Linked DNA regions of Homo sapiens: region 2 is linked to region 1. A link is an interaction called in ENCODE POLR2A ChIA-PET data of the cell type or tissue named here. Cell type or tissue: PC-3. All regions are shown on one strand. Links, peaks and the distances in the headings refer to the core of each region. The heading gives the core; the rest is flanking DNA. Region 1 overlaps LOC107985255 (a long non-coding RNA gene). Region 2 overlaps CAMK1G (calcium/calmodulin dependent protein kinase IG).

Region 1 (4,393 bases), core at 153-4,152:
AAAGAAGGTAGAAATTTGGAGTGAGCAGGATGCTTCCTTGCAATTATTCATTTAACAAATATGTCATGAATCCCTATTATGAGTCAGGCAGTGAACAACATGCTAGGGATATATTGTGTACAAAACAAACAACAATCCCTGCACTTGTGGAATTTTTCTATTGTGAAGAGACAGACATCAAACCTTAAACATAATAAATTAAGAAAAAAAACGTGTATTAGAAGGCGGCAAATCTCATGGAAGGAAGAGAGCTGGGTAAGGGGGCCTGGAAGTACTGGGAGGTATAAATAAATAGTTATGGAGAAGAAAATCATTCATATGATGGCATTTGATTAAAAAACTTGAATGAAGGCAGGAGGTGGGCTATGTGGATGTCTGGATGAAGGGTATTTCTGGCAGAGGACACAGCCAGTAAGAAACATCCTGAGGTAGGAGTGTGTCTGGCCTATTCACGAACTGCCAAGCAGGCTAAGATAAGGGAAGGAGGGAAAGATTTGCAGTAGGACCTGAAGTCGAGAGGTAACTAGGAGAGTCAGATCACATGGATCCATTTACACCATTGTAAGAACTTGCCTTTTACTCTAAGTGAAATGGGAAGACTTTGATAAACATTGAGCAAAGGAGTAAAATGCACTGATATTTTCATTTTTAAAGACTTACTCTGGCAGCTGTCCTGAGTGTAACCTGTATGGAGAATATGAGGAGGCAAGAAGAAAAGTAAAGCGACTGCTCTGGAGAGCATGGCAGGAGAGAGAGATTACTGTGGTTTGAATCCAGGCAGTAGCTGTAAGAGAGGAAAGAAGTAGTTGGATGATAGACGCTTTCTGAAGTACTAACAGGACTTGCTTAGAGATTGAATGACCAATAATAGAAAAAGAGAGAAGTCGATGATGACTTTAATTTTTTTTTCTTTTTTTTTTTTTTTGAGACGGAGTCTTGCTTTGTCACCCAGGCTGGAATGCAGTGGCGCGATCTCGGCTTACTGCAAGCTCCGCCTCCCTGCTTCACGCCATTCTCCTGCCTCGGCCTCCCGAGTAGCTGGGACCACAGGCGCCCGCCACCACTCCCGGCCAATTTTTTTGTATTTTTAGTAGAGACGGGGTTTCACCGTGTTAGCCAGGATGGTCTCGATCTCCTGACCTCATGATCCACCCGCCTTGGCCTCCCAAAGTGCTGGGATTACAGGCGTGAGCCACCGCACCTGGCCTAATTGTTTTTTCTTAAGCAACTAGAAGAATGGGGATGTCATTAACTGAGCCACGAAAAAGACTGGAGATGCAACTGTCTTGGAGAGGAAAATAAGAAGTTTGCTTGGGTACCTGGTAAACCCAAAACTCTATTAGGCACCCATGTAAAGATGTTGGGTAGGGTATTGGGTATTCTAGTCTGAAGTTCTAGGATGAAGATACACACACTTGGGAACTGTCAGTATGTAGATATTATTTAAAGTCATTGGGATGGTAATTTTGATAATCTTGGATAAGATTTCCAAGAGATTGCATGTCAGTAGAGAAGAGAAGGAGCCAAACACTGAAGCTTTAGGTATTTTAACTTTGTAAAGTGATGGAGAAGAAAATGAATCAGAAAAGGAGACTAAAAATACTAGCGAGTATGGTGCTACAGGAGCCCAGTGAAGAAAGTATTTTAAGCAAGAGGGATTGAGCACCTGTGTCACAAGCTGGGCAGGTAAAATGAGGCTTGAGACTTGGCCGTGAATGTAGCAATTGGAAGCAATCGATGACTTATACAAGAGCAATTTCATGGAAGTAGTGGGGGCAAAAGCTGATTTGATTTAGTTTAATAGAGAATGGGCATTGTGGAACTAGAGACAGAAAGAATAGTAAATTTTACTATAAAATAAAAGAGGGATAAAGAAATCCCACAAAATAAATATATGACTTAATGAGTTCTTATAAGGTGAACATTCTTTTAGTCACAACCCAGAACAAGAACTAGAACTATGCCAGCCAGTCCACAAGGCTCTCCATGTGTCACATCCCTATTTCAACCCCCAACCCCACCCAATTTCCTGATCTTGTAGTAATCACCTCCTTGTGTTTCTTTATGGTTGTATCAGTCAAATGCACATTCCCAGACACCATAGTTCAGTCTTGCTCACTTAAAACCCCTTTTGGCTGGGCAAGGTGGCTCATGCCTGTAATCACAGCAATTTGGGAGGCCGAGATGGGTGGATCACCTGAGGTCAGGAGTTCGAGACCAGCCTGGCCAACATGGGGAAACCCCATATCTACTAAAAATACAAAAATTAGCTGGGCATGGTGGTGCACACCTGTAATCCCAGCTACTCAGGAAGGTGAGGCAGGAGAATCATTTGAACCCGGGAGTCAGAGTTTGCGGTGAGCCAAGATCATGCTACTGTACTGCTACTGTACTCCAGCCTGAGTGAAAGAGACTCCATGTCAAAAAAAAAAAAAAAACTATGTCTTTTAACTATCTTCTAATTTATAGGTTTTCCCTCCCTCTCTGTATCTATGAATTCATACATGTGGATTTTAAACATCAGTAGGTGCTTACTTCACCAAAAAGATACAAAGTAGACATTATGTACCTCCTGATGAAAGAATACACCACCTTCTAGAGCCTTGTTGAAGGGATCAGACATAAGTCTAATCAAGCCAATAGATCTAGCTGCCAATTTGCAGGAAAAGAGAACAAAGAAAATGTTGAACTTCACCATATATATACTGTAATAAAATCCAGACTGTGGAAAACTGTAAGTCAAATGCCTGAATGATTCGATGGATATATTGTGTGGCAAAGAAAGTCTTATTTTATCAAGAAGAGGTAGTAATAGCCTATTTATAAGCTGATGACAATGATCAAGTAGAGAGGGAAAAGAACTAATGACGCAAGTGAGATGGGAGAAATTGCTGGAGCCTTATGTATGCAAGAGAGAGAATCAGGAGGTGATGCTGGTTTCACAATAAGGATGAATATACAAATGAAAGTCAGTAGATGGGTGCAGATGTGCTTAGGAAACCAGTCATGGTAATGGGAGTCTGGGATGTTCAGAATACTTCAGTTTCCTCAGTGAAGCAAGAATCAGTCCTTAGCTGAGGGTGGGGAGGAGACATAGGGAAGAATAAATGAAATAGGCATCAAAGAAAGTGAAAGAGTTCATGGGCTAGGGAAACACTGTATGGTAAAGTGAAAGAGTTCATGGGCTAGGGAAATGCTGTATGGTTTCTAAAATAAATTTTTTTTCTATTTTAGTAAAGTTCACTGGGCATGGGTAGTCATGGGCACCTTACAATATTTACTGAGAGCATAAGTCTTTCAGCCTAAATTTTCCCACCATCTCTTAAGAATTGGGTCTTCATTGAGTGACACTTATCTGTTCTCTGTATATCAGAGATTACCACTGGCATCAAGTCATTCTCTTTGGTGTATATTGCTTAGGACTGGCTGTGGCAGCTCTGTGCTGTGTCAAATCAGCTACATCAGAACAGTTCCCAGAGTTCCCTTCCCGGTGTGGTTCTTGGTTAGTGTTGGCCCTAGAGAATCATGAGATTTGGAATACAGAGATGGAGTGACCATTTTTACCCTCTGAAGTATAGTGCAGGGTGTCAGGCACTGTGGCGGCTTCCATGTTGCTGCTGGTCAGTTGGTTCACCTGCTTAGCATGGGGCAGCTCCTGGAAAAGCACCTGGATCTCCTTCTTCAGTTTCACGGAGTCTTGGGCCAACTGTGTACATGTTTCCATGGTGAAGGGCATGGGCATCTCCACTGGTCAGCCATGACATCAAGGTTGGAGGTAGTGAAAAACGGAGAGGGATTCCAGTGTGTCCACATCCCATTTTCCTTTTTGACTGCTGGTCTGGCTGACCTGGAGCAACTTCAGGCCCCACACCAGACACAGCCGCAGGCTGCTCAGCCAACTCCTATGATAGCATAGAATCTAGTTCCTGTAATGACCCCCTTTTCTGTATCACTCACAGCATTTTTGCTTCTGTGATCAAAGCCTGATTCATATGGTGGCTGCTGCCTACTCTGTGGAGTCAGCTCTCTTTGCAGTGAACCAGCTCTGCTGGCCTCCAATAAGATTGTCCCAGTTCAAACGCTGAGAGTTTCTTACTGTGGCCAATGAGATGTGAGAGCCAGCTGGTCTTCCCAGGCCTCTCATTTTGTGGCAGCAAGAGGTCAGGGCCTTTGTCCCTGGGGATGTTTCTTTTCTCAGGTGAATTCAACTTGCAATTCCTAATATCAGAACAATGTGGTTGCCACACGCCTGAGATGAAATGCTTTTTATAAGAGCTAATCAGATTCTACATTAATGAGAGAAATATGAAGCTAATCAACACCACAGAAGGTCCCTAGGCTCAGGCCTATTAAACTTCATAAAAAATTAATGACTGAAAGAGCAGACTCTTTT
Region 2 (4,393 bases), core at 117-4,116, 670 kb after region 1:
CACACAGTCAGCGTTAACCTTGAAAACTCCTTAGAAAAGTGCCCCAGTGGAGACCTGCATATCACCTGTGAAAAAAACCAACAGAAGTATTATTTCCTCTCTTGTTGCAACAGTTCCCTGTTTTCTTGGTTGAGTACCAGATGAAGTAGTTGGCTTGCATTCAGGCTATGATGTACGAAAAATCATATATCTTTAAACACTTTAGAAACACAGTGAGATGAGATGCTCACACTGTGAAAGGCACGTGGGAGCTGGAACCAGCTGAAGAAATAGCAGATTCCTGTCTCCTGTCCTGTGCTCACCCTGTTTAAGTCCTTATTGGTTTCCCTTTCTCTTTCTCCAGTGCTTAGTGTTTAATTCATGTGCCTATAATGTGGACCCACTGCATGGCACTTTAGAGGTTGCAAACTGCTTTTGTGCCCATTGAAGCATTAGCCCTCCAAAGGAATGCTGAGAAATAGAGCAGGGATCATTATTCACATTCAGCAGATGAGGAAACCAAGGCCCAATATACTTAGCAGCACACTAAGAATAAGCAGCATACCCTGCTCTCTACAATGGCCCCTGTGTGTTGACCTCTCAGCTACCGCATGAAGCCCTAGAGAATGATCTTCACATCCTCTGTAAGAAGCACACAGTAAACCATAAGCAACACATAAATTATGGCTTGTCACTGCAGCAGGAGAGATTTTGTTAAACTTAAATGTAGGTTTGCGCCTTAAATAAACTGCAGGCAACAATTGAAAAACCTTCTCTCTGGGTCATTTTGTGAACAGAAATTGGCATGCAGAGTTGATCTTTGAAATGCAGAATGGCAGTGGCAGAAGGGCTGGGAAATGGAGTGGGTGGTCCTTGGAGTTTCTCTCCAGCCAGAAGCTTCCTGAAGCCTTTAGGTTCCAGAGCCTCAGCTTTGGCAAGCAGATGAGCCACTTGGGTTGCAACCCGTGAACTGGAAGTGAGTTCTGACACAGGCCCAGCCATTCACCTATGACACCACAAGGAGGGTGAAACTGTGACTGATGGCAGAGGGCTGCTCGAAATTTCATCTATCCCTGCAAAATATGAAGAATTACAAAGCATTAGAGATGGCCTAGTCTACATTTTCCAAAGGATGCTCTGAGAAACCCTAGATCCCCGGCACACTAATATTAGTGTTACAGAAGGAAAGAATTTCACTATCTACGAAATTTGGGAAATGCCAGATTAAACAGCATGTGTCTTTAATGGTCCTCAGAGCCTTTAATAAGCTAATGTGGATTGTGAATCTCCAAGAAGGGGGCCAGAGGAGGTAGCAAATCCACCCTACTCACAGAGAGTCACCCAGGACTAAGATACTGAAAAGCAAACTTCAGGGAACTTTAATCTAGTCCAATCTCCTCTGTTCACCAGAGAGGAGGATGGAAACTCAGGGATGTATGGTGATCTGCCTGGGGCTGCACAGCTACGGGATATCAAACCAAGACTGGAACAAGTCTGGGTTCTTTCTGGTATTCTTTTAACCCAGTGGATGATATAAAGTCCAATATGGACCAGAGTCTAGAAAATTGTGTGACCCAGCAAGAAAACTTCCCAACTTTTGCCTTTTACCCTTTTGTAACCAAGCGCTGATAGATTTCCATGATTCGGTGTGCCCCAGCCTGGAGGCAGAGAGCACATTCTTATTAGAGATGATCCAACTGATAACCTCCCTCCCAAGGCCCATAGGCTTTTCTGAGTCATGCTCCCAAAGAATGGAAAATCCCGGAAGCAGAGACTATAAAGCAGTCTTAGGGTAGACTGATTCCTCTAAGGTCAGTAAAAGAGCCAGGCATGATCCAGAAGGCTCTGAGCCTGCTCACTATGCCCCAGAGTGATTCATGCCTCCTTGCTCAGAAGCCCCTAGTGACAGCACCAGCAAAAGGAGGGTGGCTCTTCCCATGGGTAGAATTGAGAACCATTATCTGTGAGCTTAAGATTGCAGAGGTGCTACTCAAAGATGCTCTCCTTCCCTGTCCCCATATCCTCTGGTTTGTCCATGCCCAGTTTAGGAACACTATGATTGTTCCTACACTGTACACACATTGTAATGGATTGGAGTGGATTGGATTAGAGTGGAGCGGAATGGATTGGATTGGATTGGATTGGATTGGATTGGATTGGATTGGATTGGATTGGATTGGATTGGATGGAAAGCCTTTGAATTATAACGTGATGCTCCTAAGACTCTGGATCACCTAATTAGGAGCGTAACAGTTTTAAGCTATTAGCCCAGCTGATACGTTTAATAAGCACCTCAGGGCAGGTCCCTAAATGGCTGCAACTCAAATAGAAAACTTTGGGTAGGTAGGCCACATGGAGAGTGGGGCAGACATGAGAGTGCAGAGAGAGAATCCGGCCAGTGTGGGGTCATGAGGTGACCTGGCAGTTTTAGGGTATATGACCACAGTGAGGAGGCCACTGCAGACAAAGCTTATCTGCCTGAGAGTTCCATCTCGGGCTAGTGGTGCTCCCTTTACTAAATGAAGCTGGAAAAGGAGGAAGGACAGAGAAGCTCCATGGAAGGGGCATCTGCCTCCTGGGCTCATGGCCCAAGCATCTCTCACCAGCTTCTCATAAGCAAGCATCACACAGCCTGCCACTGGGAGCATGGAAAGGGCTGCACTCAGAGGCAGCGTCCACCCCAAGGCTGTACTGCCTGCCCTTTAGGAAGAACTTTCCCCTCTGTAGCCTCCTCCACAGCTGCAGAGTTTTCCCCCAAGAGGCCAGGAAGTTCATCCAAAAAATACAATTGAGCCGAAGCTAGGAGGCAGGTACTGCACTAGCCCCAAGGGAGGCAACAAGATAGCCAAGGTCTTTGTCTGTGTGGAGTTACTTCCTATAGAGGAGATCAACCTCAAACAAGTAAACAGGGTGCTTTGAGATTGTCATACTTATTACAGAAGAAAGGACTGGCTCACCTAAGAGAGAGTGACTCTGGGTGTGGGTAGACGGACTCTAGGTAGAATGGTCAGGAAGAGCCTTGTCTAGTGTTGCAGGGAAGTTCTTCTGACCAAGAACCAGACACGGATCCCATCCCAGGCACTAGTGTCCCTGAAATTATGATGACAAGAAAGAAGCCAAGCAGATTTGGCCTTCTATGGCCATTCCACCCTCTCCTGCTGCTGTGCCATGGGCAGAGCCTCACAGCAAGGACTATAGAGAGGGAGGCCCTGCTGCGGTCCCTTCCCAGGGCTCAGGTCTTCTTGCTATAGGCTCCTCTCTAAAGCAATATAAAGAATACATCCACCCACCTTCTATACTCATCTTAAGTCTAACTCCTCCACAATGCGCTCCCCAATCAACCCACCCCCAAGCTTTTCTCTCATTCACTCATTTAGCAACCATGGGCTGGACCTTTAGTGAGTGCCAGGAACAGTAGTAGGTTCTAGGATTTCAAAGATGAGTAATACATGGTCCCAGTCCTTTAAGCAGACTGGCCTGCATTCTTAGCTCCTTATTTATATATCTGTGTTTGGTCTTCATAACCTGATTGTAAGCACTTTTAAGGCCAGACTCCTATCATAGAAATGTCTATTTATAGCCCAAATTGTACACAGGAAGTACTCAATAAATGAATGTTGAATGAAGGAGTATTACCTCCACGACTCAAAGATAGTTCCATGAATAAGGTAATTTTCTTTGCTAGGAGCCATTTTTGCAGAATATTCTTGAGAATCTTGCTGTGCTGAGGTGCCAGGCGCCTGAACCAGCCACAAAGCCGACATCCTCCAAGTCTCCTGAGCTATCGATGTGAAAAATCAGCCCTAAATCTCAGAGAAATCTGTGGCGGCTGCTCCTGAGCTTTGAAACCCAATGGAAATTGTTGCCAGAAATAGAGTGAGAGGCGGGGAGTACTTTGGAAACAAATGAGAGCAATATTGGAGCTTCAAGCTCCTTAGAATTTGTTTTCTTTTCCTCTGAAAAGGCCTAGATTACAGAAGTCAAGAGAGGAGGGGGAGGACTTTAGCAGAAAGAAGCAGGATGCAGCCATGGAAGGAACATGGGCACCCCTTTCAAAGCCCACTGTTCAGACCTCCACCACACAGGGCATGGGAGTCTTGAGGCGATCACTCTGGTTACAGAGGGGTGGGAAGGGAAAGCCAAAGCTATGGGGGTTTCAGATCTGGGCCTTTGAGTTTTCCACATTGCACTGAAGATGGAACTAAATGGTTAGGATTCAGTGTATGGGAGGAGGAGTGGGCGGGAAAGATGTTTTCTCATAGCCTAGCTTCGGCTAAGAATACTATGTTTTTAAAGCTATTTAAGAGAGAAGGGAAAGAAGGAACAGTGAGTACAGATCTGCTAATGAGGTGGTGCAGCCTCCTGGAGAACAGGCCGTCATTCCATGGAAGCTCCAGAAGAGGGAGTGATGGAC

What was found. ChIA-PET counts read pairs that join two places held together with the same protein. Peaks named below come from ENCODE experiments on the same cell type or tissue, not always from the same donor. Only the 100,000 strongest peaks of a DNase experiment are listed, where the experiment ranks them.
Region 2: POLR2A ChIA-PET joins it to region 1 with 6 read pairs; 1 of 35 experiments calls an interaction of 5 or more read pairs at or near these places.

The regions. Positions count from the first base shown.
Region 1 is chr1:208,919,467-208,923,859 of GRCh38, forward strand. All of the region lies in intron 1 of LOC107985255 (a long non-coding RNA gene), which reads right to left. Among named protein-coding and RNA genes, the nearest start is that of LINC01774, 51 kb to the right of the region's middle. In PC-3, for the core only: no CTCF peak of the experiment used is centred there; a DNase peak (open chromatin) is centred at 2,015; H3K27ac peaks cover 2,581 bases.
Region 2 is chr1:209,586,254-209,590,646 of GRCh38, forward strand. The region is part of intron 1 of CAMK1G (calcium/calmodulin dependent protein kinase IG); the gene reads left to right. It overlaps LOC107985256 (a long non-coding RNA gene), which reads right to left and starts at 112. Exons shown (of 3, transcript XR_001738443.2): 1 at 1-112. In PC-3, for the core only: no CTCF peak of the experiment used is centred there; a DNase peak (open chromatin) is centred at 1,748; H3K27ac peaks cover 1,003 bases.